2 separate regions of the Homo sapiens genome follow, and region 1 is linked to region 2. Evidence: read pairs that join two places in POLR2A ChIA-PET (ENCODE). Cell type or tissue: Panc1. All regions are shown on one strand. Links, peaks and the distances in the headings refer to the core of each region. The heading gives the core; the rest is flanking DNA.

Region 1 (2,805 bases), core at 270-2,769, 86 kb after region 2:
GACTCTTGAAAAGTGTGAGTTGGTGCATTGACCCCACTTGCAGTTGAAAATCCATGTATAACTCCCCTGAAACTGAACTACTAGTAGCCTACTGTTGGCCAGAAGCCTTATTGATAACATAAACAGTTAATTAACACATTTTTTGCATGTTATATGTATTATACAATGTATTCTTACAATAAAGTAAGATAGAGAAAAAAATGAAGAAAATCATAAGAAAGAGAAAATATGTTTACTATGTATAATATTAAGTAGAAGTTGATCATCATTAAAGTCTTCAACTTGGTTGTGTTCACATTGAGTAAGGAGTAGGTGGAAGAGGAGGGGTTGGTCTTGCTGTCTTAGAGGTGGCAGAAGTGGAAGAAAATCCATATATAATTGGACCTGGGAAGTTTAAGCCTATGTTGCTCAATCGTATAATGTAAAAACACATAATTTGTAGCAATAGACACTTTCATTCCTAAGATTTTTTAGATCTGTCATAATTTGCTGATAGGAATGAAATTTTCTAATTTTAAATATTTTTCTAATCTTTCTTACATTCCACTTCCACATAATTGTGACTACAGAGTTATATCTTACTGTTCCATTGCATTTGTCCAGAATAAAATTTCAAATTAATTTCCCCCATAGCTACATGTGAAACGGAGGTAAATTAATAGCACTGAATCAACACACAAATAGTAGCACTTAAGATGAAGGAGGCAAAGATAAATTCTACTGTGTCACCTGGTATGGATTAAGGAATAAGATTTATCTGAGAAATAAAAAATGAAGGGTCAGGCTGGGCATGGTGGCTCATGCCTGTAATCCCAGCATTTTGGGAGGCCAAGGCAGCCAGATCACTTGAGGTCAGGAGTTCGAGACCAGCCTGGCCAACATGGTGAAACCGCATCTCTACTAAAAATACAAAAAAATTAGCCGGGCGTGGTGGTGCACACCTGTAGTGCCAGTTACTTGGGAGGCTGAGGCAGGAGAATGACTTGAGCCTAGGAGGCAGAGGTTGCAGTGAGCCAAGATCACACCACTGTACCCCAGGCTGGACAACAGATCAAGACTGTCAAAAAAAAAAGAAGGATCAGCAAAAAGAGACATATATAAACTTTAGGCCCCAGAAAATCCTAGATCCACTCCTTCCTGAAGATCTTGGGGCCCATGGGAAATTGTAACCTTCCTGCTAGGGAATAAGAAACCACCAGCTTGTGGATAGCTAAGTTCATTGCATCCCTATCCACTGGGAGAGGGAGCTGTTAATTGTCTGAGAAGCCTACAGTGAGTTCTCTGGGTCACTTTTGGACAATTCTTGAAGTGCAATACTGAAAAATGAAAAAAAAAAACAAACCCTCTCTCTTTAGCAGTGTATTACTTAAAATGCTTAAACACTCAAATTAAATTTTAGAATTGTAAATTTTAGCTATTAAATTAAATAGAAAAACAAGGCCAAAGAACACACACACACACATACACACACACACACACACACACACACACACACACACACGATAGTATTGTATTCCTTTTCAATGAAAGCTGTTGTCAAAGGCATTTGAACCAGAGTGACTCCATCTTGAATAAGGGCTGGGTAACATGAGGCTGAGACCTACTGGGCAGCATTCCCAGGTTAGGCATTCTTAGTCAATAGGATATGTACAGTTAAGGAAACAAGTTAATAATGTTTACCGAACAGACTCAGGACTTAACAGACACAGAAAATAACAAACTTGGGAAATGTCCTGAGTCCCATATCTTAAGAACAAAAGCATTCTTAGTTTAATATATTACTGCAGAAGACAGTAGTTACACAAAGATTAACAATCCGTTGTTACACGCCCTTGTAGGACAGCACATCTCCCCATTGGTGTGTTCCCCATTTTTTTCTTTTTATATTATATATAAACAAGCCTCTACCTAAGGTGGATGTGTTCCTCCTCTTGCTTTGTCTGCTCTTGAATGCCCTGCTCTGTCTATGTAGTAACCATTCTTACTATTCCTTTACTTCTTAATAAACTCACTTTCACTTTACTCTGGACTCGCCCTGAATTCTCTCTTGTGTGAGATCCAAGAACACTCTCTTAGGGTCTGGATCGAGATCCCTTTTCGGTAACACTGCACTGTTACTTAACACTGATGAGCTTGATTCGTTTTTGTCAAGGACAATATTTTGATGTTCTTGAGAATGACTTAGGGAAATATTACTTGAGGTTATTAAATTCATATTTGATTTATTAATGTTACAAATTCAAAAACCTATTCCTTCTTAAGCTTTTAAGTTATGAATCAAATTATTAATTTATAAATCTGACAAATTTTAACAGTTACTTTTATGAGGACTTTGATTTACATTTGGTTTCATTTACAATTTTAGTTAAATGTTTAAATTGTCCATTTGACAAAATTTCCCAAGAATGTATATGACTTATAAATCTGGCAAATTAAATATGTATACATATTAATATTGAATCTCAACTTATTTTAGGGGTTAAAATACCGTTTATAAAATTAATAACATTGCCTTATACCTTTCAACTTGAAATTGCAAGTCTGAATAAATGAGACATTTTATATTGGAATCATAAAAGTAATCTGTAAGATATTAAATATACCAAACTTCTTAAAACATAAAATGGTAAAATATATCAACAACAAACAACTTATTCTCAAACCTACTGCAAAAATATTAATACTATGATTTTTGTCTGCTTCATCATCTTACTATTTCTTTTTTTTTTTTTTTGAGATGGAGTCTCACTCTGTCGCCAGGCTGGAGTGCAGTGGCACGATCTCAGCTCACTGCAACCTCTGCCT
Region 2 (2,805 bases), core at 150-2,649:
AACAAAAAAAAAAAAGCTGAATGCAGCGCAAGTGGAGCATTCATATTCTTCTGACAAATTCACAAGCAGCCTTTATTTTAACACATGAGCCACACAATTGCACATGAGGATGCCATTATTGTATTTAATAAGTATTTACAAGTTTAATACAAAGCTAAAGAGTTACATAACATGGGAGCTAAGGAAGCAAATGGCATATGTCCACACTCCAGAAAACTTCTTAAATTTGGTTTTTGGCTAAAGCAAAAGCTCAAAGAACGAAGGGTTTGCAAAGCAGATTCAGCATACAGGAGCCAGAAACAGTGGATATTTTGGCGCATGCTTGGATCAGGTGACAGTACAGACTGAAAACTATGGCAGCTCACTGAAATGGTTACAAGAAAGTAATGGCCCTAGATTCTAGGTGAAAGCAAGGCAAGCATACAGTAGGGAGCACTTAATCACAAACTGGTAATTATATTAACAATTATCTACAACTGTAAGCAAGAGACTAAAGGAAAAATTTTTGGCTACTAAATTTAGGGGGCATTTAATTAAAACAAAATTAAGATTAATTTGTTTAACAGTAAAGAAAAGTTAAATTTATCTCCAAAGCTTATTTTATACTCATGCCAGACATGACCTAGAGAATCTTCAAGCAGTAATTATGATTCAGCCTATCCTATTACCAATAAAAATTCAGAGATATCACAGTATTTAATCCCTATAATAGAATGTTTAAGGTTTAAAAACTGATAACTACAGTCTTATAGGAATGTATTGTGTTTTCCTATAAGAAACACACTAATGAATTGGAATTATTTTATTCATCCTAAAAAGTACAAAATTGAGGATACTATACTAACATAAATGCAAACAGAGTCTAGCTTAAAATTTTGTGGCAACTATGTATGTGACACATGAAATGATACAATTTAGTTATCTGAAGGATATACAGCTGAGATGTGAGGTCATTTAATAAACATTAAATAAACATTTCAAAGATGTTAAGAAACAAACCTCTTCACCTTAAACACATTTCTTCTGATAATCTACAGAATTATTTACAATTATAAAAGTTATTATTTTAGGAAAATTTAAAATTTAATTATATACAAATTAATATATTTTTATATACAAATTATATATTTTATATATAAGTTTAATATACAAGTTATATTTTATACTATTTTATGTTTTTCTTCTGTGGGTCAAAACTCTTTGTAGATAATATCGCAAATCTTTTAATATATCCTTTTAATTGCAGGCATGAACTGAGCACTAAATCAATCCTCACTGATGTCTCTTTTAGGGGTAATGTCAGCACACTTAGGTTGACATCAGAATTCATTAATTTTTACTACGTTACATTCCTAGAGCATGGCCACAGCTCGATATCTTGCCATCTTTTTAACATTTTGTTTCTGAAGTGCAGGTGAAACTGGTAAAATTCTAAAACGGCAGTTTATATATCAGAAAATAACAATGTGAACAACTCAACATAATATGCTCTTATTAAACTCAACCTCTTTGAGATTTTAGGCTATCATACACTTGGCAATTAAGAAATACCAACTACCTGAAATGTTAAGTTCAGTTCATTTTTATATAGCTCTGGGAGAGAATAACTCTGCCTTGCAGATTCTTTTAATACGGTTAGAAGAAAAAAGAAATTATTCTAATGTTTTAAAGCAGAGTGACTATAGTTACCAACACTGTACTGTATATGTCAAAACAGCTACCCGAGAGAACTTGAAATGTTCCCAACACTTAGAAATCATAAATACTCAAGGTGATGGATACTCCAAATACCCTGATTTGATCATTATTCTATGCATGTAACAAAATAAAACATGTACCCCATAAATACAAACAAATATTGTTTAAAAATAAAAATTATTTTTAAAATGGACAGTTATTCAATCTAATTTATAAATCAACAAAAGGAGATAAAATGTTAGGTTGGATCAAATAAAGGTTAATACAATGATAATCTATCATGTTAACGGACAGTATAAAAAGCTATATTCCCAAATACCTGAAAGTAACATTCCAACTGCTAACCTCTTGAAGAAGATAAATTTCCCCTAATGAAAAAGAAATTAGAGAGTTCAGGTTCAAAGGAGTATATAATCTCAAACTGGGTGGGGATCAGTAGACTAGGAAGAAGATTCTCATTATAGAGGAAGTCATGTGCAAATACAGAGCAAACGTCAAGACCTAGTCATTTGTGATGTTAGGATGAAACTAAGATATAATCCATGTTTGACCAAACTGGAGTCTTTACTATCTGTAAATTTAGAAAGTCAAATGTGCAATCTACTCCATAATTGTGAAATTTCACTACATACACGCATGCACACACATACACACACACACACACACACACACACACACACACAATGTAACTGGATTTTCATTACTCTAAAATTACTGGTAATATAGAAAAGCTCACATATCACGCATGCTGTATTTATGCCATCTTGCATCTTGAACTCTTATTTATCTACTTCCTGAAAACCTTATTAAAATACTGAAAACCAAAAGCTGTATAAGTACTTTAGGTATAGTTTGCACATCTGCTCATAAGTATCTCTCAGGGAAAATGATAATTGCTGAGATTATCAGTAAAATTAAAGTTCCAAGAGAGCCTACCACCTATCTCCATTTAACTAATACACACATATGCACACACCAAAATAGTGTAAGAATTACCCTAGACTGGGTGTGTACAGGACGTCTGCCTGGCTTAACAATTATGTTTCCAGTACCCAACACAGTGTGCAACACATGGTAGGCACTCCACAAACATCCACTGAATAAAAA

Evidence for each region. ChIA-PET counts read pairs that join two places held together with the same protein. Peaks named below come from ENCODE experiments on the same cell type or tissue, not always from the same donor. Only the 100,000 strongest peaks of a DNase experiment are listed, where the experiment ranks them.
Region 1: POLR2A ChIA-PET joins it to region 2 with 5 read pairs; 2 of 35 experiments call an interaction of 5 or more read pairs at or near these places.

The regions. Positions count from the first base shown.
Region 1 is chr12:22,581,931-22,584,735 of GRCh38, forward strand. The region is part of intron 1 of C2CD5-AS1 (C2CD5 antisense RNA 1); the gene reads left to right. Among named protein-coding and RNA genes, the nearest start is that of C2CD5-AS1, 5.1 kb to the left of the region's middle. RefSeq lists silencers at 1,531-1,731, 1,971-2,171. In Panc1, for the core only: no CTCF peak of the experiment used is centred there; a DNase peak (open chromatin) is centred at 1,811.
Region 2 is chr12:22,495,562-22,498,366 of GRCh38, forward strand. All of the region lies in intron 10 of C2CD5 (C2 calcium dependent domain containing 5), which reads right to left. Among named protein-coding and RNA genes, the nearest start is that of C2CD5, 48 kb to the right of the region's middle. In Panc1, for the core only: no CTCF peak of the experiment used is centred there; no DNase peak of the experiment used is centred there.